Regions from separate parts of the Homo sapiens genome. Here region 1 is linked to region 2. Evidence: chromatin loops called from intact Hi-C (ENCODE). Cell type or tissue: Caco-2. All regions are shown on one strand. Links, peaks and the distances in the headings refer to the core of each region. The heading gives the core; the rest is flanking DNA.

Evidence for each region. A loop is a pair of places that touch in the nucleus more often than their neighbours do. Peaks named below come from ENCODE experiments on the same cell type or tissue, not always from the same donor. Only the 100,000 strongest peaks of a DNase experiment are listed, where the experiment ranks them.
Region 1: a loop joins it to region 2, with 10 times the contacts of the local background. A loop is called at or near these places in 4 of 110 quality-filtered maps.

The regions. Positions count from the first base shown.
Region 1 is chr5:135,721,986-135,738,449 of GRCh38, forward strand. It overlaps a transcript of SLC25A48 not described here. Among named protein-coding and RNA genes, the nearest start is that of MIR5692C1, 73 kb to the right of the region's middle. RefSeq lists enhancers at 10,616-11,400, 12,893-13,392. In Caco-2, for the core only: a CTCF peak has its summit at 7,703 (motif pointing left); no DNase peak of the experiment used is centred there.
Region 2 is chr5:135,819,959-135,836,422 of GRCh38, forward strand. It overlaps SLC25A48 (solute carrier family 25 member 48), which reads left to right and starts at 14,705. Exons shown (of 8, transcript NM_001349336.2): 1 at 14,705-14,935. The coding sequence starts at 14,890. LOC107986453 (a long non-coding RNA gene) reads left to right here and starts at 1,825. Exons shown (of 4, transcript NR_171171.1): 1 at 1,825-1,988; 2 at 4,445-4,858; 3 at 5,767-6,037; 4 at 6,508-6,624. RefSeq lists an enhancer at 13,670-14,171. In Caco-2, for the core only: a CTCF peak has its summit at 10,330 (motif pointing left); a DNase peak (open chromatin) is centred at 10,313.

The DNA of each region.
Region 1 (16,464 bases), core at 5,723-9,722, 100 kb before region 2:
CCCCTCTCTGCTTCCCCAAGGCTGTTCCAAAGCAATCCTCAGAGTTTAGTCTAAAGGGCTCTCTGGACTCCATGTTGTTGTGAAATTGTATACTGTGGTTTTGCCGTTGTTGTCAACAATATCAGCAGGCTTAGGACAGAAATAATTTAAAATGAAGTATCTTCTGAATCTATGTAGAAACATGCTAACTGAGCAGCCATGGGTCAGGAATCTGTTGTCTTCTCTTTCTTCGAAATCTCTCACATTTACTTGTGCTTGCTCTATCTGAAAGCAGCACTTTGCCAGGCTGTTTGGGTGTTTGTCTCTCTGATGGTTCAACTATCGGAGGTTCTATACTACCTGCCCCAAGCTTCTTACACTATTAGCAGCACTTTGGGCAAACTTCTAGGCAGTTTGATTGTGTAACCTGACTGGCTGAGGGACCTATGAATTTGTGTGTTTGTAGCAAAAGGTATTTGCCTGCGATTTTTATTTTCTTTCTCTTTTCAGACACCTTGCCACGTGTTTACATTTTTTATTATGGTGAACAGGCAGGAACATGGTGTGGAACTGAATCTCATTCTGTCATCTACTGTGATGTGTGGCCTTGAATCTTAGGCAAGTTACTAGTCTCTTCGGAGACTGTTTCCTCACTGCTGAAAGGGAATTACTAATGGTGCTTTCTTTACAGTATTATGAGGGTTGAATTGAATAACGCATGTAAAGCTTTCAGAACAGTGTCAGGCCTGTAGTGAGGTCTCATGATTGAAACAACAGCAGCAATGACCTCATCATTGTCCGGACAGTTAGGGGATCTTAGAGGGTGCTCTGGAATGCCAGCCTTGTCCTCCTTGTCCCTGGTGTCCGGTCAGGTTGACCTCAGCTCAGCTGTGATGGGCTCAGGCTTTTCATCTCATTTAGCTTTTCCCAGGCAGAGTCCATAGGCCATCTAGAGGGAATGAAGCGCTCCATGCTGGCTGCCCATGAGGGGGTCACCCCCAGATAGGGCCAGACTACATGGCCTGATGTTCCTGCATGACCGCTTTGCTCACCACAGAGCCCCTGCCCCTCTTTGGAGAGGCCCGCATGGCTAGGTATCTTCTTGCTGAGGAAGGAGCCAGCCCCTGTGCACCCATACCTGAGGGCTCAAAGCTTCCTGACACAAGAGGCTTCTAGCAAGCTCAATTCCAAAGTCTGGCGCCCCAGACTATGTATTTGCTCTTAAGTCTTTTTAACTCCCCAGTGCACTGACAAGCTTGAAGACAAAGCCCAACAATGGGTTTTCATTGGCGAATCAATTCACTATTCTTTCAGCTACTAGAAATTTGCAAAAATCCCCATTCAATGGGAGCTGAAACTATTCTGAATGGTATCCAGTGGAAGGGAGTCTGTCTCTCACTCTCTCTCTCTCTCTCTCACACACACACACACACACACACACACACACACAATGGGGAGGGGGACAGCTCTAGGGACGTCTGAGGTACATGCATTCCCCTGCAATCCCTTTTCTCTTTTTTTATTTAAAAAAGGCACAAACCATAGTATGACAACTGCAGTCCTCTTTTTTTTTTCACTAAAAAAAAAAAAAAGACACAAAACCACACTGTAAAACCATAACAGAAATGTTGCTTTAATCACTCCTAATCCCATCACTGAAGCAAATCAACTGTTTTTAATCTTCCCTTCCAGGGCCTGCCTGTAAGCAGACATGTTTCTAAACAACTGTAATCATAACACAGTTTTGCATTCTGTTTCTCCCTTATATCTTAACCCTTGCCCTGCAGTCTTCATAGGCATCGTTTTTAATGGCTCACTCAATTCCATCAAGTGGGGCTTCTGGAATTTACTTATCAGCCGCCTAGCTGACTAGTACATCATTTCCTGGAAGAGCCCACATTAGCTGAGAAACAAACATCTAGGTGATTTCTATAATTTCTCAATGCTATTGAGCTCTAGAAATACCTGGCCTTAAAAAGCTTCCTTGGGAAAGATACATTATTGACCCAAGACTGGAGGTCTTCTCTACTTATTTAAATAAGTGTCTTTGTTTTCTAAGGAGGCTCAAGCCCAGATCCCTTGCACACATGGTTTTGTCTTTTTCAGCAGCACAACCAGAGACTGTCCTTTTCAATGGCTTTTCTCAACGGGAATTCAATTTGTTCTCCATTATCATCACCACCATCATCATGATCATTTTTCTAAGAGCTGCCATTTATTGAGCGTTTTCCCTGTGCCAGGCACTCTAAATATTATTTTTGCATCATTATTTTGTTTAATGCCATTAGTTGCCACTGTTATTGTCCTCAGTTACAAATGAGGAAACTGAGGCTCAAGATGTTGAAGTGGCTTGTTCAAAGTCTAATGGCTCTTAAATGTCAGAGGCTGCCTGCCTCATCTCATCCCATACCTCCTTGGAGCCCCCTCAGGTAGGCGTGAGCCCCTGCGCCACCCAGCTCCTCGAGTGAGGGCCTTTCCTGCAGGGTAGAGTTTGGTCTAAAGCTCGCAAGATGGGCTGCTAAGCCCAAGGTGCCTTCCCCACAGTGCGTCTCTCTTTGGGTAGAAAAGCCAGCCTTCCTCCACCCCACAGGAACCCTGGACAGGACAGTGTGTGCCTGGCTGACATGGGGACTTAGAGGCCTGTGTCTGGCAGAAGTTGGGGCCCAGAGACAGGAAAAGCCTTGCCTAAGGTCACAGGGTGAGTCATTGGCCCTGATAGGCTATAACCTTGGTCTCTTGACCTATGACCAGGGTTCTGTTCTCCTCGTTGGGAGATGATTTCAACAGACTGCATTTGAAATGGAAGGAGAGGCTTTAGAGTTGGCCAATAGCTCTGCCCTTGGAACAGGCTGGTGCCATCATGTAACCAGACAGCCCATGGCAGAAACTGGAAAGAAGGCAGTGACTGGTGCCCAGTGTGGTGAACAGAGGTGGAGAAACAGCACAGACTCGGGTGTGTGAGGAACACAGAACAGGGCCCAGCCCAGCCTTGGCTACTGGCCTGCCTGGTCAGGCTTATCACAAGAGCTCCTGCCAAAGGGATTTCCTAAAAGGAAAAGGCTTTTTGCTCTTTTGAGTCTTCCACAAGTAGTAAAAATCCTGAGAGGGACCTTCGTGATGACCATACCTTTCCTGGGCAGAAGCAGAGACTGCTACAGGAACAGAGACAGCTTTTGCTACTGATTCTTTCAACAGGTATTTATTGAAGCTTTCTGTGTCAGATAATGGGGTTAACTGAGGGAATAAGACAGACAAGCTTTCTATCTTTATGAAACATCTATCTTAGCACGGATCATAAGCTAGTCAACAAGCAAGATACTTCCTGAAGACAAGTGATGTGAAGGAGACAGTCTAGGAGGTGTGGAAGAGACTGTGACTGGAGTGGGGGCTGGTGGAGTGGTCAGGGATGGCCCTTCTGAGGAAGTGCAGATCTGGGGCAGAGCACTCAGGCAGGGGAAACAGCACGTGCAAAGGCCCTGAGGTGGGAAACAGCTAGGCAAGTTTCAGGAACAGAAAGGAGGCTGAAGGGACAGATTTTATTCTAGGTTCAGCATTAGTGCCATTTAGAGTAAGAGGATTCCTAACCTGCATCTCTCAAATGGCCTCCCTCTCCTTCCTCAAGTTACCTGTTTGGGCTGTATTCCTCCTTTGCCTCTATAGTCATTACTGTTTCCCTCTCGTGGGCTCCTGTGTTGGCACACAGCAGTCAGAGGTGTTAGCTGTAGCTCTAGGGCAAGCAGTAACTGTTCTAAATGTCATGCTCCCTCCAAACTTTCAGACCTCTCCGTCTGATGGCATGTTTACATCTCAGATAGCTGTGTCCTCATCAGAGGCAGTTAACAGATCAAAATAGCATTTCTTGGACCTTGCAAAGTGACAAATCATGTTATGTTTACCTTAGGAACGCTAGGGTTTTCAAAAAAAAAAACTCCACTGTGGTTATTTAATTGGAGAAAGCTACCCTTGTTAATGGCTCTTAGTTAAACACACCATTAATGCCAGGGGAGACAGCACTGACAAGCTGCGCCTACTTATTGGCTGGTTGCTGATGGACACTGACAGACTCGAGGATCTCCCCGTGAAGAGACAGTGTAACTGTTGTGGGGTTGATCCAGGTGTGCACCACACTTACGACTATAGCCAGAGTCTGGCCCTACCAGGCCAGCAGTGCCTGAGTGCACACTGGAGGCCTCTGATGAAGCCCCAGCAGTGTAGCAGCAGGGCCATGTCTGCCAGTTTTCTGGGGACAGTCTCATGCTATGTCCTTTTTATTTTAATTAAGCTTTTAATTTTGAGATCATTGTAGGTTCACATGCAGTTGTAAGAAGTAATACAGAATCTACGTACCCTTTACCCAGTTTCTTCCAATGGTAACATCTTGCAAAAGTATAGTACAATATCACAATCAGAATATTGACCTCCATACAGTCAAATGGAGACATTTCCATTTCCATAATCACAAGGATCCCTCATGTTGCCCTTTTTGGCCTCACCTACCTCCCTCTTGCCTCCATTCCTTCTTAACCATTTGCAGCCATGAAACTGTTCTCCATGTCTGTAATTTTGTCATTTCACGAATGTTGCATAAATGGAATCCTGTGGTATGTAACTCTTTGGATTGGCTTTTCTTACTCAGCGTAATGCTCTGGAACTCCATCCAGGTTGTTGCATGTGTCAATAGTGTGTTCCTTTTTATTGCTGAGTAGCACTCCATGGTGTGCGTGTACCACAGTCTGTTTAACCGTTCACCCACTGAAGGACATCTGGGTTATGTCCAGTTTTTGGCTACTATGAATAAAGTTGCTATAAATATTCATGTACATATTTTGGTGTGAACATCTTCATTTCTCTAGAATAAATGCCCAGAAGTGCAGTTGCTGGGTTCTCTGGTAGTTGCATATTTGGTTTTTTGAGAAACTGTTTCCCAGAGTGGTTGTCCTATTTTATATTTTCACCAGCAATGTATGAGTGATCCAGTTTCTATAGATCCTCGGCAGCATTTGGTGTCACTATTTTCAGTTTTAGCCTTTCTGACAGGTGTGTAGTGATATCTCTTTGTGATTTTAATTTGCATTTCCCCAATGGCTAAAGACGTTGAACATCTTTTCATGTGTGTATTGGTCATCTGTATATCCTCTTTGGAGAAATGGGTCTTCTTGTCTTTTGTCCATTTTTAAATTGAATTTTTTTTTACTGTTTTTTACATATATAGCCACAGGCTATATATATATATATATATACGTGTGTATAGTAAAAATAATATAGATATATATGTATGTGTGATAGTAAAAAAAACACTCTAAAATACATATATATGTATGTACACACACACAGAGTCTAAATTCTAGTCTTTTGTCAGATATGTGGTTTGCAAATATTTTCTCCTGCTCTATAGCTTGCTTTTTAATCCTCCTAGCAGGGTCTTTTTCGGAGCAAAAGTTTTTAATTTTGATGAAGTCCAATTTATCAGTTTTTCCTTTTAATGATCGTGCTTTTGATGTCAAGTTGAAGGACTCTGCCTAACCCTAGGAAAGATTTTCTCCTATTTTTTTTTCTAAAAGTTTTATAGTGTTTCGTTTTACACTTAGGTTTATGAGCCATTTTTAGTTAATTTACATATAAAGAGTGAGATTTGGGTCAAGGGTTTTTTTGGCTCATATATTGTCAATTGTTCCAACATCATTTATTGAAAAGACTATCTTCTCTCTGTTGATCTGTGTTTGTAGTTTTATCAAAAGTCAGTTGGACATATTTGTGTGAGTCCCATTTTTGGGTTCCCTTTTCTATTTCATTGTGTGTCTCTCGGCCAATACCACAGTCTTGATTGCTGTAGCTATAAAAGTAAGTCTTGAAATCAGGGAGAGTGATTCTTTCCATTTTATTTTAGCAATTCCAGTTTCTTGTTTCTTTGCCGTTCCAAATTTTAGAATAATCTTGCCTATATCTACAAAATAATTTGCTGGGATTTTGATAGAAATTTTGTGTTCTGTCTTTTAAGGGAACGTGGCTGGCCGTGCACGGTGGCTCACACCTGTAAACCCAGCACTTTGGGAGGCCGAGGCAGGTGGATCACCTGAGGTCAGGAGTTTTGAGACCAGCCTGGCCAACCTGGTGAAACCCCATCTCTACTAAAATACAACAATTAGCTGGGCATGGTGGTGGGCGCCTGTAGTCCTAGCTACTCAGGAGGCTGAGGCACGAGAATAAGTGGAACCCAGGAGGCGGAGGTTGCAGTGGGCTGAGATCGCGCCACTGCACTCCAGCGTGGGTGACAGATCGAGACTCTGTCTCAAAAAAAAAAAAAAAAATGTGGCTTTCTATAGTTAGCATGTATTTTGTATTTTTAATAGGTTGAACATTTAAAATAGCAAAAAAGAACTAAAAACATCTGTAAATCTATCACAGTGTATACAACCTATATAGACTGCTTTATAATCATCTTTCACCCAACAATATAAGTGAATATGATGACCCTTTTTCCGTGGTGATAGTTGTAATTTTAAATCATTTCATACTATTCTCTTATGTGGATACAGCATCATTTATATGGCTAATCCCTCACTGTTGCATACTTAAGGGTGTTTCTTTTTTAAATTTCTTGTTTGTGTATTTAATTTTTCCTGTCATAGACAAGCTGTGATAAATATCTTAAAACTATGTCTCTGAAAACATACTCAATTACTTCCTCAGGAAAAACTTATTTGAGTGAAATTGCTGGTGCCTTCTTGATTCTTCTGTTTTTCTGATGTCAGATGAAGATCCAGTTCTTTGAAGTGAAACTAGCATTTAGTTATCAGCTCAGGCCACTTTCTACCTCTGACTTGCCTTTCACCTCAGTTTCATCCTCTTGGAATTTCCCCTGAACACATACACAAATACACACACACACACACACACACACACACACACACACACACACATACACACACACCCCAAGGCTTGGATAGAGGAGTTAAAACAGATGAGAGCTCCACATTCTCTAAACTCTCTGTTGTTAACATCTTCTTTGAGGCTCTTCCTGTAGTTCAGAGCTCTGTGTCCTACTGCTAACCCCAGATGCAAAACAGATGCGAAACGGGTCCTGTGCTTTATTCCTTTTAGAAGATTTCCCCATACCCCTTCCATGTGCCTAGTAATTCTCTGGGGGCCGCTCTTCCTTTCTGAAAGGAGGTACATGGGGACTTCTGGGGCCCTACTGTAGAGCTTTGACTCCCATTGTCACTTAGGCCCTCTCCACACCCTGAGTAGCATGTGACTATTTTAAGAAAATTCCTTAAGGCCTTCAAAGAGTAATAGGATAGTTTTCTGGGAAGCTTGTTAAAATTCTTGAATATGTTCAAGGGATTTACATTTTCAAAGAGAGAATGTTTTGTTTGATGTTGAGGAAAGATTTTTTTTTTTTTGGTCCCTGGGAATTTAAATAATTTGCTTGACTTTCTAGTGGAAAGACCGCAGTGTTCTTAGATTCTGAATGTGGCATTTGTTAGAATCCTCCATGATTGATTGCAGGGAAAATGTGTGTAAATGATTTTGCAATACATTTTTAAACCAAGGGTCATCTGTAAGTTGTCAGCCTAAAAAAGTGGCATCTTGCTTGCATAAGTAAATTTTATTTCTTGGAAGGAGACAGTTGCTTAAAATGAGAAATATCAGTTTTAAATGATCATTAATGATGACCCCATGGATACCTTCCAGAAGAAATGGAATCAGTCTACCCCCTTGTGGATAGCTCAGAAAGTTCCTCATTTTCCTCACTAAAAGTTACATGTGAGAGTTCTGAGGGAACCACAGGCTATATGAGTTTCCTTCTCATCTAAAAGTAATAGGAAGTACATTTTATATAAAATTTGTGTTAAAGTAACTAGACATATCTTTGTAATAGCTAATTGGCCTTGTGACTGGTATTTTTAAATAACACAGTAAAAATAAATAAAAGGGGTGATGTTATACATTCATTATATGTAATATATATTATGTAGTGGTTCCTGTCTCACGTGCTCAGAGCAATGGGCAACTTCATCAGGTAAATCACTCTTCATGTCCCTGCCCAGAGCTCATAAACTGACAGGTGTAAGGTATATAAAGAGGTTGCAGGCAAGAAGCTTTGGGGCTCAGACCGAAGAGGTGATAAATAAAAATCACCATGATTTTGGGGGAGATTACTAGAGTCCAAGTGCTATTCTTTTTCTTTATGACTATTCTCTAAATTAATTCCTATAACAAACCTCTGCTGTTACTGTTCCAATTTGATATGGTTTGGCTGTGTCTCCACCCAAATATCATCTTGAATTCCCACATGTTATGGGAGGGACTTGGTGGAAGGTAGTTGACTCATGGGGGCCAAGTCTTTCCCATGCTGTTCTCATGATAGTGAATAAGTCTCACAAGATCTGATGGTTTTAAAAAGAGGCATTCCCCTGCACAAGCTCTCTCATTTTTTGCCTGCCGCCACCCACTTAGGATGTGACTTGTTCCTCCTTGCCTTCTGCCATGATTGTGAAGATTCCCCAGCCACACAGACCTGTAAGTCCAATTAAACCTCTTTCTTTTATAAATTGCTCAGTCTTGGGTATGTCTTAATCAGCACCATGAAAACGAACTAATACAGATTTTGGTACTAGTAGAGTGGAGTGCTGCTGAAAAGATACCTGAAAATGTGGAAGCAACTTTGGAACTGGGTAACAGGCAGAGGTTGGAGTAGTTTGGAGAGCTCAGAAGAAGACAGGAAAATGTGGGAAAGTTTGAAACTTCCTAGAGACTTGTTGAATGGCCTTAACCAAAATGCTGATAATGATATGGACAAGAAATCCAGGCTGAGGTGGTCTTAGATGGAGATGAGGAACTTGTTGGGTACTGGAGCAAAGGTGACATGTGCCTAGAAGGTGAGTATCATTATCTCTGGTTTACAGAGGAGGAAACTGAGGTTCAGAGGGGACCAGTTCAATAAGTGGGGAACAGAGCTGGGACATAAACTGAGATCTTCCGGCCCCAACCAGGGCTCTTTCCAGTATGCCACAGGGCCTGCTGTGGAGTTTCACTCATGTCCATGTGAAGAGACCACAAAACAGGCTTTGTGTGAGCAACAAGGCTGTTTATTTCACCTGGGTGCAGGTGGGCTGAGTCCGAAAAGAGAGTCAGTGAAGGGAGATAGGGGTGGGGCCATTTTATAGGATTTGGGTAGGTAATGGAAAATTACAGTCAAAGGGGGTTGTTCTCTGGCTGGTAGGGGTGGGGGTCATAAGGTGCTCAATGGGGGAGATTTTGAGCCAGAAGGAATTTCACAAGGCAGTGTCATCAGTTAAGGCAGGAACAGGCCATTCTCACTTCTTTTGTGATTCTTCAGTTACTTCAGGCCATCTGGATGTATACCTGCAGGTCACAGGGGATATGATGGCTTAGCTTGGGCTCAGAGGCATGACATTCCTGTCTTCTTATATTAATAAGAAAAATAAAACAAAATAGTGGTAAAGTGTTGGGGCAGCGAAAATTTTTGGGGGTGCTATGGAGAGATAATGGGCAATGTTTCTTGGGGCTGCTTCAAGCGGTATTAGGGGTGACGTGGGAACCCAGAGTGGGAGAGATTAAGCTGAAGGAAGATTTTGTGGTAAGGGCAATATTGTGGGGTTGTTAAAAGGAGCATTTGTCATATAGAATGATTGGTGATGGCCTGGATGCTGTTTTGTATGAATTGAGAGACTAAATGGAAGACACAAGGTCCAAATAAGAGAAGGAGAAAAACAGATATTAAAGGACTAAGAATTGGGAGGGCCCAGGCCATCCAATTAGAGAGTGCCCAAGGAGGTTCAGCATGGCCCTGCCAGCAAAGATTATTTATTTACTTTAAGAGGGAGTTAAGAGTGGCTGTTTGGGGATAGCACCAGGAGATATCAGCTGTGATGGCCTGGAGAAACAGTGTAAACCAGCAGTGTAAACAAGAGTAGGGCATTTATGAGTAGTTGAGTACGGTGAATAGGAGTATGACTAGACAGAAGATAGTAGAGATGACAAGTTTTTGGGGTGCAGTCCAAGTTGGGCTGGTGTCTGGAATAAGACTGGGGCCTAATAAAAAGGAGTGTCCATACAGGAGCTCAAATGGGCTGTACCCTGTAGCATTCCAAGGACAGGCCCGAATTTTGAGAAGGGCAAGTGGTAAAAGTATTGTCCAGTCCTTTTTAAGTTGGTGGCTGAGCTTGGTGAGGTGTGTTTTTAAAAGACCATTAGTCCATTCTACCTTTCCTGAAGATTGAGGACCGTAAGGGGTGTGAAGGTTTCACTGAATACCAACAGCCTGAGAAACTGCTTGGGTGATTTGACTAATAAAGGCCGGCCCATTATTGGACTGTATAGAGGTGGGAAGGCCAAACCGAGGAATTATGTCTGACAAAAGGGAAGAAATGACCACGGTGGCCTTCTGAGGCCCTGTGGGAAATGCCTCTACCTATCCAGTGATAGTGTCTACCCAGACCAGAGGTATTTTAGTTTCCTGACCCAAGGCATGTGAGTAAAGTCAATTTGCCAGTCCTGGGCAGGGGCAAATCCCCGAGCTTGATGTGTAGGGAATGGAGGGAGGCCTGAAAAATCCCTGAGGAGTAGTAGAATAGCAGATGGAACACTGAGAAGTGATTTCCTTAAGGATAGATTTCCACGATGGAAAGGAAATGAGAGGTTCTAAGAGGTGGGCTAGCAGCTTGTAACCTACATGGAAGAGGTTATGAAATGATGACAGAATAGAAGGGGCCTGTGAGGCTGCGAGGAGATATTTTCCTTGGTGCAAGAACCATTTGCCTTATGTGGGAAGAGATTGATAGGTGGAAGTTTCAGTGGGGGAGTAGGTGGGAGTGGCCAGATGAGAAGGAGAAAAACTGCCGTGAGGGATAGAAGTTGGAAAGCTAGCTGCTTTTTTAGCTACCTTATCAGCATAAGCATTGTCTTGAGCGATGGGATCTGATGCCTTTTGATGGCTCTTGCAGTGAATGACTCCAGCTTCCTTTGGAAGTAAAGTGGCTTTGAGAAGAGTTTTTATTAAAGAGGCATTAATGATGGAGGACCCATGCATAGTGAGGAAATTTCTTTCTGCCCATATAACAGCATGGTGGTGCAGAATATGGAAGGCATATTTAGAGTCAGTATAAATATTGACACATAGTCCTTTTGCAAGGGCGAGGGCTCGAGTTAAGGCAATGAGTTTGGCTTGTTGAGAGGTAATGGAGGGGGGCAGAGCAGTAGCCTCAATGATAGGTGTGGAAGATACTATAGCATAGCCTGCCTTTGCCGGTGAGTGGCGATTAGGCCTGGTGGAGCTGCCATCAATAAACCAAATGTGATCAGGGTGAGAAACAGTAAAGAAGGAAATGTGGGGAAATGGGGTGAACGTCAGGTGGACCAGAGAGATATAGTCATGGGGGTCAGGTGTGGTATCTGGAATAATGTGGGAGGCCGGATTGAAGTCCGGGCCTGGAACAATGGTAATTGTGGGAGATTCAACAAAGAGTGAGTATAGCTGAAGAAGCTGGGGAGTAGAAAGTATATGCATCAGGTGGGAGGAAGAAAATAGATTTTGGAAGTTATGAGAACTGTAGAGAGTGAGTTGAGCATAGTTTGTGATTTTGAGGGCCTCTAAAAGTATTAAGGCAGCGGCAGCCGCCACATGCAGACATGAGGGCTAGGCTAAAACAGTAAGGTCAAGTTGTTTGGATAAAAAGGCTACAGGGTGCAGTCCCAGCTCTTGTCTAAGAACTCTGACCACACAGCCCTGCACTTCGGCTGTGTGTAATGAAAAGGTTGGGATGATTTAGGGAGAGCTAGTGTGGGAGCAGCTTTTAGGGCTGTTTTTTAAGGAATGGAAAGGGGAGTGGGGAAAGGATTTAGGATTTATGGGGTCAGCTAGGTTTATCTAGGACAGAATGGGTTGTGGAGGGAGGTATTGAGGATAGAGGAGAGTATATGGGTTTGGCACCCTGGGGTGGATAGGTAAAACAATTTGGTTGATAAGGCGCAGATCCTGAACTAACCGGTAAGGCTTTTCTGGTTTTAGGACAGGTAAAATGGGGGAATTGTAAGGAGAGATTTTAGGCTCTAAAAGGCCATGGTGTAACAGGCGAATGATAACAGGCTTCAATCCCTTTAAAGCCTATTGTGGGATGGGATACTGGCATTGAGCGGGGTAAGGGTGATTAGGTTTTAATGGGATAGTAATGGGCATGTGATCGGTTGCCAGGGAGGGAGTGGAGGTGTCCCATACTTGTGGGTTAAGGTGGGGGGATACGAGAGGAAGATGCAAAGGAGGCTTTGGGTTGGGAAGAAGGGTGGCAATGAGGTGTGGCTCTAGCCTAGGAATAGTCAGGGAAGCAGATAATTTAGTTAAAATGTCTTGGCCTAATAAGGAACTGGGCAGGTGGGGATAACTAAAAAAGACTTCATAAAAGAATGTTGTCCAAGTTGGCACCAGAGTGGGGGAGTTTTAAGGGGTTTTGAAGCTTGGCTGTCAATACCCGCAACAGTTATGGAGGCAAAGGAAACAGGCCTTTGAAAAGAAGGTAATGTGGAGTTGGTAGCCTCCCTATTTATTAAGAAGGGGAAGGGGCCGGGTGCGGTGGCTCACACCTATAATCCCAGCACTTTGGGAGGCTGAGGCGGGTGGATCACGAGGTCAGGAGATCGAGACCACAGTGAAACCCCGTCTCTACTAAAAATACAAAAAAAATTAGCCGGGCGCAGAGGCAGGTGCCTGTAGTCCCAGCTACTCAGGAGGCTGAGGCAGGAGAGTGGCGTGAACCTGGGAGGCGGAGCTTGCAGTGAGCTGAGATCGTGCCACTGCACTCCAGCCTGGGCGACAGAGCAAGACTGCATCTCAAAACAAAAAAAAAAAAAAAGAAGAAGAAGAAGGGGACGGACTTAACCTCCACTGTAAGAGTTACCCAAAGCATCTGTGATGGTCCAGGAAGCTTCTGAGGCAATTGGGCAGCGTCAGCCTTCAGCCGCTAAGCCGAGAAGATCTGGGAAGGAGTCAGTCAGAGAGCCTTGGGCCAGAGTTCCAGGGGCTCTGGGAGTGGCTGCCAGGCGAGTTAGAAAGTCCGATTTCCAGTGGGGTCCCGCACAGATGGGACACGGCTTAGGAGGAATCCCAGGCTGAGGGCATTCCTTGGCCCAGTGGCCAGATTTCCAGCACTTGAAGCAAGTTCCTTGGGGAGGGGGTCCTGGAGCAATGCCTGGCCGCTGCGGTTTAGGTGTTTGGAAGTTCTTGTGTGCTGGAGATGTAGCTGGGATTTTGTCTCACGGTGGAGGCAAGTAATTGTAACTTTTCTCTATTATTGTACAACTTGAAGGTGAGGTTGATTAATTCCTGTTGTGGGGTTTGAGGGCCGGATTCTAATTTTTGAAGTTTTTTTCTAATGTCAGGAGCTGACTGGGTGATAAAATGCATATTTAGAATGAGACAGTCAGAAAGCCTGGGCCTTCAAGGTCTAGGGCTGTAAAGCATCTCAGGGTTGCTGCCAAATGAGCCATGAACTGGGCTGAGTTTTCGTCTTTACCTTGGGTAGTTTCTTTAAGCTTGTCATAATTAACAGCTTTGTAAGCTGCCTTTTTAAATCCTTCAACTAGGCAGGAAACCATGTAATCTCACCTAGCTATACTTGGGGAATCTGCCTGATAGTTCCATTGGGGATCCTCTCGGGGAACTGCGCTAATGCCTTCCTGGAGGTCTGGTTCATGGAGCCAGCGGTTGTCAGTGTGAGATTGGGCCAGAGAAAAAATTTCCTGTGAATCTGGGGAGAGGGTAGAAGTTAGGATGACATTTAAGTCACTCCAGGTTAAATTGTAGGACAGAGTTAGATATTGGAATTCCTGTATATATTCAGTAGGGTCTGAGTGCTGACTGATCTGAGAGAGGTCTGAAAGAGAAAAAGGCACATGTACCCTGACTGTGCCTTCAGCTCCAGCCACTCTCTAAGAGGAAATTGTTGGGCAGCTGGAGAAGAGCTAGTCTTGGATCCAAACTGTAAGACAGACTGGGTGTGAGGATGGGAGGTGATCGAAGGATTATAGGGTGGAGGAGCGGAGGCTGAGGAAGAATTGGACCTGGCTCAGCCTGGCGATGAGCAGCCTGGGGAGGAGGGGAGAGGTCGGATGATCTGTAGAAAAGGAAGATTGGAAAGACTCAGCGACACTTGGGGTTGGGACTGAGGGGACAGGCAGGAGGGAAAGAAGGAAGATTTGGGAGGAATCGCATTGGGTACAGAGACTAGGGAGGGAATGAAGTGTGAAAAATGCCTGGATGTAAGGCATCTCAGACCATTTGCCCATTTTTCGACAAAAATTATCTAGGTCTTGTAGGATGGTGAAATTGAAAGTGCCGTTTTCTGGCCATTTAGAGCCATTGTCAAGTTTGTATTGGGGCCAAGCGGTGTTGCAGAAGAAAATAAGGCATTTAGGTTTTAGGTCAGGTGTGAGTTGAGGAGGTTTTAAGTTTTTGAGAACACAGGCTAAGGGAGAAGAGGGAGGAATGGAGGGTGGTAGGTTGCCCGTAGTGAAGGAGGCAAGCCCAGAGAAAAGAGAGAGTGGAGACATGGAGAGAAGGATTGGGGAGTGCTTGCCCCTAAGAAAAGCGGAAAAGGGGTAGAGACACAGAGAGAAGGGGTGGGGGGTGCTTGCCCCCAGAAAAGTGGTGCTTGCTGCTATGGGTGAAGGACCAAGGCAGGCATCCCCGTGTGATCAGACACCTCTGAAACATGGGTGAATAATAAAGCAGGCATCCCTGCATGATTAAACACCAAGGGAAGACTGTCTTCCCAAGTCTGTGACCGGTGCCGGAGTTTTGGGTTCACAGATAAAACGCATCTCCTGTCTCTACCAGAAAAGGAAAGGAACTGAAATTAAGAGAAGGGAGAGATTGAAAGATGGCACCAAGACTGAAAGGAGAAAGAGGTTGAGGGATAGTGAGAGAGGGAGGAGAAGAGAATAAAAAGAGGCCGCTTACCCGATTTAAAATTGGTGAGATGTTCCTTGGGCTGGTTGGTCTGAGGACCCGAGGTCGTAGGTGGATCTCTCTCATGGAGTAAAGAGCAGGAGGACAGAGGATTGATCTCCCGAGGGAGGTCCCCTGATCCGAGTCACAGCACCAAATTTCACTCACGTCCGTGTGAAGAGACCACCAAACAGGCTTTGTGTGAGCAACAAGGCTGTTTATTTCACCTTGGTGCAGGCAGGCTGATCCGAAAAGAGAGTCAGTGAAGGGAGATGGGGTGGGGCCGTTTTATAGGATTTGGGTAGGTAGTGGAAAATTACTGTCAAAGGGGGTTGTTCTCTGGCTGGCAGGGGTGGGGGTCACAAGGTGCTCAGTGGGGGAGACTTTGAGCCAGGATGAGCCGGGAGAAGGAATTTCACAAGGTAGTGTCATCAGTTAAGGCAGGAACAGGCCATTTTCACTTCTTTTGTGATTCTTCAGTTACTTCAGGCCATCTGGATGTATATGTGCAGGTCACAGGGGATATGATGGCTTATCTTGGGCTCAGAGACCTGACATGGAGGACAAGAGTAGAACCTCTAGCTGAACCCTGACCAAGCCCTATTTTCCTTTGATCCTGAAGATGAATGATGGTTTAGATTAAACTTTCAAAACAGAAACTTAAAGATGGAAACCTGGAAAAGCTCTTTGTTTGTGACTCAGGTGCAGCTTCAGGTGACTCCTTCCATCCCAAACCTTCCCCTCTGGTACAGGAGGTCTGAGACAACCTTCCGGAACATTTTGAGAACAGGGCTAGTATTCATCTTGAAAGCTGCAATGACTCGGATCCAAAGTGCTGCACCTCCGGGTCACTTTTTAACTTGCCCTGAATTAGTTTCTTGCCTTCCTCTTCAATCCTCTCAACAAACCCAGCCTCCTACTTCATCAGCACCCAGTGGTGTCTCAAACCTGTGCATGGGAAAATGCCATCCACAGACCAGGGCTGGCCTCGGGCACCTTCTACAGGACCATCCGAGGAGCTCAGCAGAGCGACATCATTGGAAAACCTGACTTGTTCTCTCAGGACCTTGATACTTGGGACTGATGTGTCAATGATCCACGGGGAAATGACACCATCACTATGACTGTGATAGAGACTTTCCTCGATACTCTCAGGTTTCTAGCTACTCTGTCTCCATGCCCTTCCTTCAGGGAACACTTTAATCAGTTCCCTTTAGAGGAATTTCACTCCCTTGGGGAGTGAATCTTGAGCAAAATGATGTAAGGATGCGAAAAGCAGATCAAGTGCACTCATTCCCGTGGCAGGCCCAAGAGGCTGTTGACATGCTCCTGCTACCCAGATGGCCAGGGTGGCTCTGTGTCCTGTCTATTCAGACTTCCTGTTGATCCTATTACTACCTCAAAATCTGTCCAATTAATTCTGCTTAGGTTAGGCCAGAGAAGCACAGCTGAGAGGAATGGCCTGAATTCCTCCACACCAGGACCCCTGGGCCCGTGTTTGCAGCTGATGGGAAGAGGTG
Region 2 (16,464 bases), core at 8,121-12,120:
TTGGGAATGTAAAATGAATGGATCATTTTATATTCCATAAAATGGAAACAGTTTGGCAGTTTCTTATTTAGTTAAACATACACTTACCATGTGATCAAACTACTCAAATCCTAGCTATTTACCTAAGAGAATGAAAACTATACCCACTCAAAGACTTGTACCTAACCATTTCTAGCAGCACTATTCACAATGGAAACAACTAGACTGTATACACAGAAGGCTAGATAAGCAAATTGTGTTACGCCACATAACAGTATACTACTCCTCAATAAAAAGGAGCAAACTGTACCACAAAAAGGATGAATCTTAAAAACATAGTGCTGAATATTAGATGCTCACTAGGCACAAAAGAACATGCACTGTGTGATTCCGTGTATTCTAGAATAGGTAAAATGAATCTATAGTATCAAAAAGCACATCAGTGGTTGCTTGGAGTTGGGAAGCAAGAGAGCAGATTACCTGAAAAGAGGCATTTCTATATATTAATTCAGAGGTTGTTATTTGGTGTATAAATTCATGAACAGCACACTTTACGGTGTATATAAATTAGACCTCAATGAAGTTGAATTTTTAAGAGGTGATGACATAACATGAATTAAATTTATATAAAACTAAAGAGATCAAAATAATATGGTATTGGTACAAAGAGAGACAAAGAGATGGATAAAAAAAATCATAAAAATGGACAAGTTTGCAATAGCTAAGAATTTAGAATGTGTCTATTTTGGTATTTCAAATCAGGTTAGGGACAAATAATTTATTCTTAAGTGACGTTGAGTCGAGTGACTATTCAAAATATAAAATAAGAGGCTTATCTATTACCATTTACAACAACTAAATTTGACATAGATTAAAGAGTTAAGTCTATACAAAAGAAAATGGCCCAGCAGTAGATGGGGACCAGGGTCTGAGGGCACAGAGTAGAGAGATGTGGTAGCCATGCCTGAGCCTGGAGAACCCGGCTGGGTCACTCCTGACTTGGACACCAGCCCTGGGGAAGTGTGAGGTCCTGGAGATGTCTCAGCCTCGTGACCATCAATGGCATTCCAAGGCTTTCTTGCCTCAAGCCCTAAGGCTAGAAACTAACTAGAGCCCCCTTTTCAGGCTGGTTCACCTTCCTGTCCCGGCACTGAGGCTCAACTCTCCAATCTGCAAAATGGCATGACAGTGGTGCACTTTCTTACTTGAAGATTTGTGGAGAGGACTACATGACACACCACATGGGAACTTCCCTGGGCAGTAGTTAACACTTAGGAGCACCAGGCCTGGGAGAGGAGCTGGGGACGGTGGCTCTGTGGGACAAAGCAGATGTCCTACATCATCAGCCCTCCCATGACTGCTCCACTTGTCTTGTGTCCTGCCAGCAAGTGACTGGAGAGGAGCCACAGAGGAGAGGCAGCTGAAAGCGAGTGACAAGGGCAGAGACTGGTGTCTCAGCCCCACCCTGAGCGGACTGAGGCACCCCAGAGAGCAGCGGCCCATGCAGCTCACTCCAGTTCCCTGGACTTGGGGGAACAGATCCTTGGGGCCCTTCCTGACCATCTACTGGAGGTGCTGAGTCACTCTCACAGTCTCTGGGCAGAAGTCCCAGGTGAGCTCACTGGCCCCCAGTCATGAAGAACTGATCAGATTCCAGAAGATGTTTGCATTCTCTTTGTTTCCCCTGAGTCTCCTGGGGAGATGTGGATTAAGCTGAATTAAGAGACAGGTGATGATCACAGGTGTTGGGTGCTTGGGTGGAGTCTCCATGGTAACAGAGCCATCTGGCTTTCTTGCCTGGCACCAGACCTTATGACTTCATGATGGAATCTTCTCTCAGCAGGCAGAGGGGGATTTGCCAGGGTAAAGAGGAGGCTGGGAGGAAGAGGCCTGCCGAGGGAGGCTTTGTCTTTTCAGCCAGAGTTTGACAATTAGGCTTCATCATGTCACGATGCGGTGCTACTGCTGACCCCAAAACACAACGCCGGAAGTGGTGCTCACTAGAGACTGTGAGTGGCATTGTGCACCTGCCATCTTGCTGAGGCCTCCCAGGGGAGCTCAGAGGACACCTGGCCTCCTTCAATCCAGGACTCACTGTTGAAGTGGAGCCGGGGCCCTCGCAGGAAAGAATGAGCTGTGGGAGGGCCACTGGTCCACCACAGGGAGTCTGTGCTGTCCAGTGCCCACTGGATGGCAGGAAGGGTAGGGCCTTAGGTAAGCCCCCCCAACAGAGTGAACCTTGGCCATGGCAATGGGCCTCTCTCCCCAAGCTGCTCACAGGGTGGTGCTGGGAGAGCCCTCAAGCCTGTGCCAAATCCCTTTATCCCCACAAATGAGCCATCCAGCAAACCCACATGAGTTAGTGTCCTAGGGCTGCCAGAACAAATTAACACAAACTTAGTAGCTTAAAACAACACACATTTATTCTTTCACAGTTCTGAAGGCCAAAATTTCAAACTCAAGGTGTCGGCAGAGTTGTTTTCTTCTTGGGGTCTCAGCAGGGAATCTGTTCCTTCATGCCTCCCTCCTAGCTTCCTGTGATGATGCAATTCTTGATGTGCCTTGGTTTGTGGCAGCATCATTCCAATAGCTTCCTCCATCATCACATGACATTCTACCTGTGTGTCTGTGTCCAAATTTCCCTCATCTTATAGGGACAAGCCATTGGATTTAGGGCCCACCCTGACCCGGTGTGACCTCATCTTAACTTGATTGCATCTGCAAAGATCCCATTTCCAAATAAGGTCATATCCACAAGTGCCAGGGCTTAAGACTTGAACATGTCCTATGGGGGACACACAACAACATATAATTCACAGCGAACAGAGCACAGGCTTCAGAGTGGGTCAGACCTGGGTGCTGCCATTTAGCCTGTCCCTTCTGCTTGGCACAGTGAGGTTGGAAAGGCAAGTCTATCCTGGTGGGCTTCCTAAGGATTACCTGAGAGAGAGGACCACAGAGCTCTGCAGAGTGTCTGGGAGTGGTAGAAACTCAGCAAAGATGGCCCTGAGCTGGGTCTCTGGGACTTGGAGGAGGGGGCCTGGTTCCTGCTCACCAGAAGCTGGCAGTCTATGGGCCAGTAGGCACTTACCAAGGAGTCTGGCTTAGGACAGGGACCTCAGTGGTCAGGCTGCCTGCAGGGAGTTGGGGGAGAGCATGGACCACAGGAGCATGTGTCAGGGGCGGGGACTCAAGGCCCAGGGGCTAGGGTGGGAGTCGGGAAGGCCAGGGTGGGATTCACGAAGGCTGGGGGCTAAGCCACCATAAGTTCTTCCATGGGTCAGGAGTCCACAAGTGGAACAGCCTGGGGGCTTGCTCAGGATCAAAGGGGCCCCCTGCCATGTTCCTGATGGGCTCTGGGTCTGGCATAGTCAATGTGGGAATGAGCTGGCTTTTCACTACCTGGCACTCTGGGCCACGTGTCCCCTCTGGGCCTGGGAAGTAATTCCTCATTCCGCTTCTCCACCCTCTCCCCAAGACGTGACTTCTCCCTCCTATCACCATGGAGTCTGATAAAGACTTCGTTCCTGGCCAAGGTGTTCTCTTTTTGTCTGCCTCTTTCCTTCCCTCCCACCCTTCTTTCCTTTCTTCCAATACTTGGTGTCTACCATATGCCAGGGTTTTTCTAGGCCTTCGGGACACAGAAGTGATCTAGACAGATGGGCCTTGCCTTGGTGGAATTTGTAACTAACAGGATGAGAGATATTAATCAAGAAACCACACAGTCAAATATTTCACAGCAGAGGAACGGGTGCTCTGAATGAGGGGTATGAGGGTGGTGGCAGTCATGAAGAAGGTGATGCCACTAAGCCAGGGACATTAGGGAAGTGACCTTAACCAAGCGCTGAGGAAGTCACCACCTAGGAGAAAGGAGAAGGAAGAGACTCTGGGCAGAAGCATTAGCCCATGCAGAGCCCCTGTGGCAGGAGGATGCTTGGCAAGTGAGATGGATCAAGAGAAGGCCTGTGTGGCTGGACTGGACAGAGTGAAGGGAATATGAGTTGGACTGAGAGCCAGCAGACTAGTTGAAAAAGTGTCAGTTGAGTTCCTATTGTGAACGAGAGGCACCAGACAGATAAGACAGATAAGACCACCCCACACATGAAGCAGGCAGACCACACAGCCCAGGAAGAGCATGCCAGTGATGAAATGATCTGGAGTCACCCTGCAGGGAGGCTGGGGCTGGGAAGGCTCTTCTGAGCTGAGAGTCCAGGAGCAGATCTTGGCACAGGCTCTAAGGGAAGGACAAGTTTGGTGTGACTTAGGAATGGCAAGAAGCCCTGAGTGCTTGAGCAATCTAGCCATGGTTGAGGCCCATTGCTGGCTTTTCACAGAGGAGAACCACAGTCAGGTTTGGGCTTTGTAAGACCCCTCTGGACTCCAATGTAGGCAGGGACTGGGGACAGAGCTGGTGTGGTTAGGAATTCAGGATGCAGTAACAGATGGAACGTCCTTCTTTTCTCAGATGTGTCAGAACTGTGACGCTGAATCCGGAGCCCCAACCTCTCCTAGCCTCCTAGAGGAGGATGACCCAGGACCCTTGTCCTCCCAACAGCAGGCCACCAGTTCAAGGGACAAGAAGCCCCTAAGCTCCCTCCACCTTTCACATAGGGCCCAGGTGGCCTTGGAGTACCTGCCTTTCTTCTGCACCTATGGGTGCCTCCTGGAAGAGGAGGGGTTGGTCCTGCAGCCCAAGACACCGCTCCAGGAGGACTCAGAACTGCTCAGTGGGTTCTTCCCTTACTACCGCTCTGAGGAGGAGAGTTTGCCCAGCCTGGCCCTTCCTGGCTGGTCACACAGGGGCTCCCAAGATCTGCCCACTGAGAAGGAGGCACGGGCTGGCTGCTTCTGCAGGACAACAGTCAGGGACGAATGCTCTGTGAGTTGAGGAGGCCATAGAGGGTGGGGGGAGCAGCACTAGGCCCCCGCATCCTTCAAACCTCTCTGTCCTGGGGCCCAGACTCTAACAGGCCCCTGGACAGGCCCCTCTCAGGGCTGCTGCGGCCCTTGGAGCAAGGTGTCACTGGTTGGGAGCACAGACACTGCAGGAAGACTGTCCTGTTCAAGCCCAGCTTGACCACCTGCTAGGAGAGCGGCCTGGGGAACGTGGTTTCCTTATAAAAGAGAGAACAGCAGCAGCAACAATAAAGCCATTGTGAGAATTACATACAACCACGTACCTAAAGTGCTCAGCAGGATGGTGAGCTCACAGAAACATTTATTTGGTCCTTATGACTTGCTAGGCTCTCAGACAAATGTTTCATTAGCATCATCTCATTTAATCCTAATAGTAATCCTATAAAACAAGCCGTACTATTATTCCCATTTTATGAATGAGAAAACGAGTCTCAGAGAAGTTAAGTGACTTGGCCAAGGGCACATAGCTAGCAAGTAGCAAACCTGGGATTTGACCCGAAGCTTGTGGTCTATAACATTCCTAATCACCACCATGCAGCTGGGCACTGTGGCCCATGACTGCAGAGACAGAGGAGGCAAGGCCGGTGGGTTTTAATCCCAGACACACCCCTCCCAGCAGGGTGCCCTTGGATGGGTGAGTGACATTGCTGAGTGCTTCCTGGGCTGTAGAGCAGACATGGGCCTGTCCTTTTCTGGGACTGCCACTGTGGTGTTGCAGGCACAGGCTGGTCCCGGGTATCTGGGCCTGAACCTGGGAGGGGGGCTTGCATCGGGCTGACCTTCCTGTTCCTTCATACCCAGGCTGCCTCGGCACACTAGGACCTCATCTCTGGGTCCCCACACTCACTGGCCTGCTGCCCCGTCCTGCAGGTCTCGGCAGAGTTCCCCCGTGACAGTGACCGGGATGCCCCTCTCTCCAGGGACCATGGTCTTTATGCCTCAGGATTTGTGCATTACTACAGAACCCCTGAGGAGGGGTTACACACTAGCCCTGGGCCTCCTGCCTTTCCATCTGGGAGCCAGGGGCCCTCAGGGGCTGCCCAGGGCTGGTGCAGTCACACCACGGGGAAGCCGGAGCTGACTGCAACAGAAACCACTGGAGAGCAGGCCCCCAGCACCCACTGACTGTCGAGGGATGAAGGTGATTGCGGGGAGGCTCCCAGAGGTCAGTCAGTTTGCCCTGGGACCAGAGCTGGCCTGGGACCCTGGCACTCAGGCCTGTATTCTCTCTGTCTCAGTGCCCATGACCATGGATGAGGGGCATCCTACCCCCCTTACCCAGCAGAGCCAGCAGGAAGAACCCAACCCTTGGCAGATTCTCCCAGCCCCTCTCAGCCCACCAGGCTGCTCCCTGCCAGCATGAGGTGTCCCACTCCGCAGGCCTAGGGTTTGCCTTTCTCCTCAAGCAGCAGAGGGGAGAAACTCAGCCTGTGCCCCATGTTCAGCCACTCCACCCCCAGGAAGAGACCCATCCCGCCCCACGCTGCCACCTTCCTGTTCTCCTAGCTGGAAAAACTGCCACATGAGAATTGAACAGCCACACCAAAAGTGGCTTTGGAGAGAAGTGTCCATCTTGTCCAGCACTCTGACCTCAGACCATTCCTTTTGTAGCCTGACCCAAGCTCAGACAGAGGAAGCAGGAGCCACCTGAACAACTGAAGGGTGCAGACACCCAGAAGCTGGTTTTGTAAATAAATCGTGCACCTTGGCGCTGGTGCACTAATTGGATGCTTTGGAGTAATACTTGCAGCTTCCATTTATTAAGCATTTACTTTGTACTAGGCACTTTACAGAGATCATCTCCATAATCATGGGTTGTAGACACTGGTGTCATCTCCATTCTACAGCTGAGTAAACAGGCTAAGAGATGTTACATAGGGTGCCCGAGCTCACACAGCTAGCAGACAGCCGGGAACTGTGGAGCTGGGATTCACACCAGCTCTGTCTGACCTCGGGCCAAGTACTTAAGCACCTCCTCACTACATTCTTCCTCAGTGGGTCTATGCATAGCAAGAAATGAGCCACGTGCTCCCCTAGACCCATCTTGCTCTCTCTTTTTCCTCATTGCCTCTGCACCTTTCCTTCCCCTGCCCCTGCCCTTGGGTAGAGCAGGTAAGGATGGTGACTCTGCATGTGTCTGCTAGGCCCTACCTCCTTGGACCTTGTGGACCTGTTTTCTGGTGCTCCAGCCCAACTTCCAACCCCAGGCTCACCTGGTGAGTGGCTGAATCACACTGGGATTTTGAGAGTATATGCTCATCCCACCTACCCCGGGACCAGACACTTAGATGCTGATTCCTGTTTGAAAATCCTTTAGTGCCAGCCACACTGGCATGTCCCAAGTTCACAGCCTCTCTGTCCCGTGGCGCTGGTTTTGTGTCTCCTCCCCGGGTGTAGGTTCTTTGTTTGCTTTGACACTCACACACCTCTGACCACTGGATCCCTGCTCCTCCACCCGATGGCTGCTTGTCTGGAATGCCCTCACCTGCTCACATGCTTCCTGAGGATGAGGACTTTAAGAAAGAGAGAGAAATCAATCGGTCACACTAGAGTTACATCAAAGAAATTCTTTTTAGAAAATCTATTTTTTACTATTTCCAAGGCACTCCTATGACTTCCCATTGGGTTTGGGGATTTGGGATTTGGAGTATGATGGGAGTATGAAGAAATAAAGGTACCCTTGCCAGGAAAACTCGTCTTTGTTCTTGGGGTGAGGCAATAGGACTGTTCCCTTTATTTTCCATAAGGCTGGAAAACTCTTCCCGACTCCCCTTGCATTCTCCCAACTGGTGCTGCTCAGGAGGTTCCCTCTGCCTCTGTGCCCTTCTCCACTGCTCACAACTTAGCTTGTCATTTTAGTTTGGGGCCTCATCGAGGAGCTGGCATCTGTGGGCCCTCACTGCCCCCAAAGGAACAGACAGGTTGGGAGGTATCCAACCCTCTGCCTCTGTGCCCTTCTCCACTGCTCACAACTTAGCTTGTCATTTTAGTTTGGGGCCTCATCGAGGAGCTGGCATCTGTGGGCCCTCACTGCCCCCAAAGGAACAGACAGGTTGGGAGGTATCTATGTCTATGGTACAAACTGGGGCCACTCTCTCCTTGTGCAGCCCAAGCAGGGTCCGAGCCATGTCCCCTCCTCTCTTCCCATGTGTGTGCCATCCAGAACCCAAGGAGGGCCGAGAGCCCTGCAGTAGCCTGTCAGCAACCCCTTGGCGAGCTGGAGGTACCTCCCCTGCTCATGGGGATGAAGAGACCCGCCAGAGGTTTCCCATGCTGCAGAGCTCTCTAAGGGAGTAGTTTGCAGGAAAGATTTGGTGCAAAAGAGATCCCAGATAAGGGGCTGGCTCAGCTGGAAGGGCAGTTTGCTTCTGGCCCACCTGCCGGCCTTGGCTGGGAGCTGTCCATGTGCTAACACAGACGTGAACACTCAGGACACACAGGTCATAACGATGGAGAGATTTGACTTGCTGGGTGTGTTACTGCGTGCCAGTCATGGTGCAGAGTACTTGACATGCATTGACTCACTGAGTGTGTTAAGTGCAGCTTGAGTGAGGTACAGTTATCACCCCCATCTTACAGAGGAGGATGTCCAGGTGCAGTGGATTAAATGACCCAGTGAGCTCCTGCTGGGGGAGGCTGAACTGCCTGCTCTCAGGTGCTGAGGAGGATCATAGCCCTTCTGAGGAGCTGGACAGGCACAGGCCTCAACTTCCCAAGGGCAAGCCCACCAGTTCCCTGCAGAGAAAAATGCTGGTTGCAAGGAGCCTGAGCCAGCCTCAGCATGGGCTATGGAGGTTCATCCAGGTGAGATACAGCTAGCCCCAGAGATGGGCCTTTCATCCACTCGCAGAGCAGCAGCAGGACTGAGGACTGCCTCTAGCCTGTAGACGCCACTGCCCACAGAATCATGGCCTAGCCCCTTTCCTTGGCATTCAGGGTCCTCAGGAGCCAAACTCCAAGCCTTCCAGCTGCCCCTCCTACAGCCATGGGGGCTTTGGGTGAGCAAAACTCTTCCCGACTCCCCTTGCATTCTCCCACCTGGCACTACTCAGGCAGTTCCCTCTGCCTCTGCACACTTCTCCACTGCTCACAACTTAGCTTGTCTTTTTAGTTCCAGCTCAAATGCTGCTCCTTCCCGAGACTTCTGGGTTCTGCCCTCCAAATTTCCTATGGTCCTGGCCTCTATTTGAGGTCAGGCCTGATGTGAGATTTATGGGTCTCCCCCAGCCCAGCAGCTGATGTTTGATGACTGCATGATAGAGGAGAATGCCACATGGCAGAAGATGGAGTAGGCTGTCCCCAAACACTGGCTCTTCTGTCACTGTCAGCACTCAAACTCCTCTGAGTCCCAGGGAGTTTAGCATATAGCAGGTGCTCAGCCAGGCTTTCAGATGGGACCTTGACAGCAGCACGCAGCAGGGTCTCCTCCTACACTCCTACAGAAACCCCTTGATTCCAAACCTCTCCAACCTGGGCTGCCTGGTCCACTGACCTGCCTGGCCTTCAGTCAGGCGGACAGCAGCATTTCCTATTCTCAGATGTCCGCAGAGCCAGCCTCAACCCGCAGGTTGACTCTGATGGAAAGAAGCACATATGATTTTCAAGCTGATATCGCCGCGGCCCAGAATTTCAGACTTCTGTGGACCCACAGGACCTTGTCAGGAAAGAAAGGATAGAGGGCAGCCCAGGGCACTGGGATGGTATTGGGGAAGGGATGTTTTCCCCCTGATTAAACTGTTGCAGGAGTCCTATGAATATGGCACAGTTGGACAGTGTTAGTACCATCACACTGATAGTGGAGAAACTGAGGCAGAAAAGTTAGGGCATTTATGCAGAGGGGTGGGGGTGGGGGCAAGGGTCTTTGGGAAAGTCACTTCTACTTCCCGAGTCTTGGCTAGGAGGCAGCACTTTTTTTAATAGCATGGACCCTGGAGTCAAACAGCAGGTGTGACTTCATCATCCTCCACTGACTGCTGTGTGGCTTTAGAGAAACTGCTTGACCTCTCTGGACCTCATTCTTCTCACCTACCCAAGGAGAACTTGCGTCAGAGAATTCAACAAGATGGTGTAAACGGAGCATGCAGCACTGGGCCAGCTCGGAGCCCTGAGGTGGAAGAAAGCCTGGGACATTCAAGGCTTCGATAGATCTACACAGGTACAGAGATTGGGGTGTCGCCTCCCATCCAAGCACACAGTACTCAAACACCTTAGATGGGTTCTCATCAAGCTTCTCCGAGGTTTGCTCTGGCACCTCAGACTCCCCTCTGAGCCTCCTGGGCCAGCATCTCCTCCACGGCCCACACATATACTGAGTGTGGCTGTCTGCCAGCCAGTGCCAGGCAAACCGGGCCAGGAAACTATCCAGAATGAGCAGCCACGCTTGTCTTTTCCGCCCGAGAGCCTCAAGCGCTGCGCAGCAGCGCCCTCTCCTGGCGCATCTTGATGAGACCTCCGCAGCTGATATCCCCGTGGCCAAGAATTTCAGACTTCTGCAGACACCACCTAAGAGGAGATCGTCCTTACCTTCCAAAAAATAGAGGAAGAATTAAGGCCTGGACTTTCCCAAGATGCCCAGAGAGGCAGCAGCAGCACTAGGACCAGAGCCCAGGCAGCCCAGCTTTCCCGCCAGCTGCTTCACCCCCTCACTTCACAGCCACTTACCTCTGCTTCTTGACTGCCAGCCTCAAGCTGAACAGGTGATGGGCCAGATTCAGTCTGCACATGCTCTGCACATACTTTCCCAAAGTGCCATCAACAAAGGAAGAAATCCTGCTCCCAATGAGAAGCTCGAAAATCGTGTGCTCCTTTTCCTTCCCATCAGAGTCAAGGAGGGAGCTCAGAGCTCCCGTTGTCTGAGGCCAGTGCAGGAATGATGCAGCTGGGGCAAACACTCAAAGAAGAAAGACAGCACAAGCCCGTGGTCCGGTTTCATTAATCCTTTGAACTCGGTCCTGAGTAATTGCTGTCTGCCTGCTCTGTGGCAGAGCCCGAAAATGTCACGGTGGCAGATAGGTCAGACGGGTCCTATCTATCTTCCTGGAGCAACCAAGCATTGCACAAGGACTGAGCGGCATGGTGAGAGTTGGAAAAAGAAGCAGGGGTGCCTTGAGAGAGGGCAACCAGGTCGTGACCTCCTGTGAGGGGCCTGGGGAGGCCTCCTCATGCAGAAGATGCTTTGGTATAGATCTGAAGGAGGTAGGAGTCGGCTATGAGGAGGGCAGGGAGAGGGAGCTGCAGGTGGAGGGAGTGATCAGTGCAAAAGCTCTGTGGGGGAAATGTGGCTGGTACCTTTGAGGGCCTGAAAGAAGCCGGGCTTCTGTGATGCTCCAGGAAAGGCCAGGGGGAGTCCTCACACCTGGGAATGATGTGACCACCTCTTCAGCTCTGTCTTGTATCCAGACACCCTCCTTGTCTGCCAGCCACCAGCAGGACCTTCAGACTTTTCCCCATGTCTCCTCATTTAAGGCCCAGCGGACTAAGCAGTGACTGACTGCCCATCAGGCCTGCGCCAGGCTCTGCAGGTCCAGTGCAGAATGAGGCAGTACCCTCTTCTCAGTGGGCTCACAGTCTGGATGGGAAGACAATCAACCACTGAGTCTGACAGCAGAGATACAGATATGCTCAGAATATTCAGGAAACACAGATGAGATCTAGAAGATACCATGTGGCATAGGGTGATGAGGAAGGCCTTCAAGAAAGGCCTGTCAGGAGGTGACAGCTGAACTGAGTCTTAAAGAAGAAGGGGGCAGGGATTAGCCAGGGGAGGAGGGAGAGGGTGTTCCCCACAAGGGAATAGCATGTGCGCAGTCACACACATGCACAGAATGTGAGACATTGAGGTGCAAAGTGGAAAAGCAGCCAGACCCAGTCCTACTGAGCTACACACAACACACTGGGGAATTGGAATTTATGCTCAAGATCACAGAAAGTCATCAAAGTTCACTAAACTGAGCAGATTCAAAGTTTCAGAAGCTCACTGGGGCAGTAGGACAGGGGCAGAGGGACCCAGGAACCCGTGTCCACTGTGATCCAGGCAGGGCAGTGGCACAGGGCTGGGCTGAGCCACATTCGGAGACAGCAATGAGGGCTGGGTGTCATTGAGGGGATGGACACTCAGGACTTTGCGGCTGGTGGGATAAGACCTTGGGAGAGAGAAATGGAGGATGGCATCCAAGGTTCTGTTTTGGGTGGCCACTGGGTGGAGGTGTGTTTCTCTAAGTTGAAGAGGCACTGGCGGAGGAAGAGAGAGTTCATCGAGGGATGCGCTAAGATGACCCGAGCCACCCAGGTGGAGGTGTTGAGTAGAGGGATGTCTGGACTCTGAAGCAAGGTGTGGGGGTTATACGCTGAGAGATGGGAGGTACGGGTGGGTGAGGGTCCAGATGGGGCCCTGAGGAATTCACACCTAAGCATGAGAAGGGGCCATGGCACCAGGGAAGAAGATGAGAAGAGCTGGAGAAGCAGGAGGAAAGCTGGGTGAGGGCAGGAATCTGGAAGCAGAGGGGAGCAGGCGGCATGGGCAGCGCCTTCACTGCAGCAGGTCAGGCATGGACAGCTGACCCAGGCCTTTGCTGCCCGAGTGTGGCAGGTGGACATGGGGAGGGGATTGTTGGCTTGCCTGAGAGAGTGGTTGGGGAGGTGGGAGCTGTGGGGCTGTGTAGACTAAAGGTGCAGCCAGGAGACTCCAAGTTTGGAGAGCCTTCCCTGATTGCTTCCTGTAGAACGATGGACTCCCTCTCCAGTGCTCTTACAGCCACCTCTGTGTAGCATCTCAGATGGATTGTCTCCTCTCAAACAGAGACTTTCCCCAAAGCAAGGCACTAGCACAGACTGATGCTCAGGAAATTGCTGTGGCCTGAAAGGGTAAATAAGAAATGGGGAGTGGGCCACTAGTTAACAAATGCTATCAGCATAGCCCATCTGCATGTCCTGCTACTGAGGAAAGTGCTCTGAGAGGTCATCATTGGGGAAGGAACTGAGGGAGAAAGAAAATGGGGTTGCTTTCTGGCCCTAGTCATGCAGGGAGTGGATCTCTGTGGAGTTTCTTTCTCTCTGTAATGGCCAGTAGCTGCCCTGCCCTCTCCCGAGTGTAGAATGCAAATGTGAATGGCAGCACACTGCAAATGGTGCTCTGAAGTGCGAAGGCCAGGAAGAAGGGATGGCCTGGATCCTGGCCACAGAGCCAGCATTCTGCCTGGGCTCATAGCCCTGTGGTCTGGGATTCTCCAGGCCTGGCCATGGTTGCTGGTAAACCTAGGGTCCTCCCCTCACTTCCCTGGGTGATGCGCCCCATGGGCAGGTTTGTGGCATGCATATGGGAATGGAGCACAGTAATTCATTTTGGAAAGCAACCCACTCCTGCTCTGCTCCAGCTCGTTAGTAGTTCAAGCAGCAGCTTTCTGGGCCTGGGAGGCCATCCTGGGCTGCCAGGGACACTGCCTGCCAACGTAAGACCTCCTCAATTGGTGCTGACACAGGACTGAGGGGATGACAAACTGCCTGGCACCCCTTAGGTGGTCTTCCAGAGGAGTGGGTTTTGAGAATTGTCAGGCTTTCCACTTGTGGATGCATTCCAATGGTGAACTCAGTAAAAGGCCACTCTTCAGAGACCTGCATTTCTCATAGCAGCCCTAGGCATATATCCCGGGCATGACAGGGCACAGCTTGGGGTTGATGCTGATGGCAACTCTGAAGCCTCAAGACTGAGTGGGTCACCATAAGCAGCAGGAAGTTGAGGTGCCGGGATGGGGTGTGATGCTTCCACTCCTCCCTGGAACTTTGCAATACTTCCCTAGCCAGGCCGGCGACTCCATCCCGGGCTGTCCTCTCCCGATACAGGTCCACTCTCTGTGTGCCGGGGCAGGGGAGGGAGTGATGCTGCAGGAAGGTCCCTTCACCTCCAAGTCCCCACTCCTCAGTGGACAGGCCTTTGTAGGATCAAGCTTCGGTGGTCAGGCTCTGTCTTGCTTTGGAAGAAGGAGGTCTGGCTGGCTGTCGCTTCATATTAACCTGGATGACGTGACATGAATATGCCCAGTGGGACAAGAGCAGGCCCAGCAGAGGCCCCTTCCTCCTGACCATACCCTTCACCATTCTTGTCAACCTTGGGGTGTCTTGGCTGAGACCCACAGCTGAGTCCCTGCTGGAAACTAGCAGAACGCTGGGGGGCTTCGAGTCTTCTTAGGAAGGGAGGAAAGACACTCTCATTGTAATCAAAAGCCTCTCCGCACAGCAGGCCACTTCTCCAGTGAGCACGGACCCCTGGCCTGGGGCCTGGCTGAATGTAGGGTCTGCCTACAGAGAGGGAGTTTGAGGTACAGAGCACCACCTCTGCCTTCTGTTGGCCCAGGGCGGACAGTGTAGGGTGAGCCAGGGCCAGGCAGGGAGCTGGGCCCCTAGAGAGCTGTAGCTGAAAGTTAGACATGACCCTGAACCACCAGGTGCCTGCTCTAGGCACGGGGTACTGAGTGGGACATGGCTGAGATGAACAAAAAGGCATCACTGCCCAGAGTTGGGATGGGAGAGAGTCCACAGCTGATTGGAATCAGCATTGTCAGCACAGCACAGTACAGGGAGATACGCGCATTGCCGTCTCTGGATGGGCGGCTGGCACTTTCAGTTCAAAGGCGCTGAGGCTCTGAAGTTGGCAAGGAAGAGGATAACCCGGAGAAGGGAGGACTAAGAGAATTTCACTTGATGACCCTTGCCTCTTTGTGTCTGGGATGAGCCGCGCGGAGCGCACCCTTATCCACCCAGAGTGCTGTGCCTTTAAGGTCCACTGGGGGCGTGATGTCAGCCGCCCTCCGGCACTTGGAGAGGTGAGCGCGGCAGCCCGCGCAGCCGGTGACTGGGGGACTGGGTTTGGAGTAGGACCTGCGGCGTGCTCGAGACTCCGACTTCGGTCTTGCGGCGCGCTCGCGCCCGCGGGCCATGCCCCACTGACTCTAAGTGGGCACTGCCCCGGCTCCGGGAGGGCGAGACCGAGCGCCGGCCATGGGAAGCTTCCAGCTGGAAGACTTTGCGGCGGGCTGGATCGGAGGTGAGTGTGCTTACCGGGGACCCCCGGTCAGAGAGAGCGAGCCTGGCGGAGTTTGCCTCTATGCTCTGAGGAAACTTTGCCTCTGTGCGCTGCCATCCCGCTCCCCGTTGTGCGCGCAGCCTGCTTTGGGGAGTGCCCGGCCCCGAGATCCCCCTGGTGGTCTTGCAGTTGCCAGGGCTAAATTCTGAGAGCTTCACAGCGTTTCGGGCTGAGCTTCTGATTTGCTCATTAAGTTAGGATCCGTGGGACTTGATGAGGTAATGATTAAACAGCTCGTCAAAGCCCACAGCCAATGGAGGCTCCTGGCGGCGCACACACCCTTCAGTGACCTGGTGCACACCTGAATTGCGGACGTGGCTCGCGGGAACTTATGTATGAGGGTAGCGCTTGGCTGCTGATCCCGGGGCGCAGGGTGGTGGGAGCCAGGCTTCGAGATTAGGCCGGCCCAACGGGGCGTCCCGACTGGAGGGAGCAGAGCTCTCACAGCAGGGAGCGGAGCGCCGGCTGCAGGTGCCCATTGCCAGGCTGCGAGGAGCACTTATTGCCTTCAGCCGCCGCCAACCGTCAGCCATCGCCTACCTCCAAGGCCCCTTCTCCGGGCACTGTTGGGTCTGCTGATCCCTTCGCCACAGCTCCCGAAGCCACTCTTTTACTGGGCCTGGGATGGGTTGCCTGGGCGAGAGTTGCATTCATTTCCTTGCTTCTCCATTTTTCTTTCCAATTGGTCTATCCCTCTTTTCTCAGCTATTAGGAAAGGGGGAAGTTTGAGGGACTTTGCTAATTGTAAAAAAAAAAAAAAAAAAAAAAAAAAGTCTTTCTTTGGACCCATCTAAAAGGGTTATCCTAAAAGGGATGTTGGCAAATGTAGCCCCTCACCAAAGGGGTGAAAAAATAAGATGAAAAGAACAACAAACCAGATTGGATCCCAACTCCTCCCCTCCTACCTAGCAGGAGACCACCTCTCTCCCGAGACCGGTGGCTGCAGGGCCCTGCTTCACACCTTCCTGAGCAGAGGTGGCTCCTTTCACCTTGAGTAAGTCTGTTGGCACAGATGCCCTTGGGTGGGGCTGAGACCCGCCTCTCCTAACTTTCCCAGTTAGGGGGCTGCAGCCTGAGGCCCGCTGGGCATATCCAGGTCCTTTTTGACTGGACAATTATTCCACCATTCAGCGGGGCAGGCAGAGAGAGGAGACACTTCCGTGGGCTGCCCCTTAAATAAGCAGACCACCTTCGGTAGGGATGCAAATGGCTTGGTTTGAAAAATGCCCTGGAAGGTAGGGCTGAGTCAGAGTAGTTCCAAGACTCTGATACCCCTCCCCATCCCCAAACGTGATAACATGTGAACCCTCCCCGACTCACAGCAAGTAGGGGATTTTTGTGCTTTATTCTGGTCCTTACTTTGGTGATGTTATTGAAAGTAATGGCAAAAATCGCAATTACTTTTGCACCAAACTAATAACATGGCTTTTTTTTTTTTTGGCTTCCATGAAATGATGGTAAGTGTTTACTACACTTGAATACTTACTAGG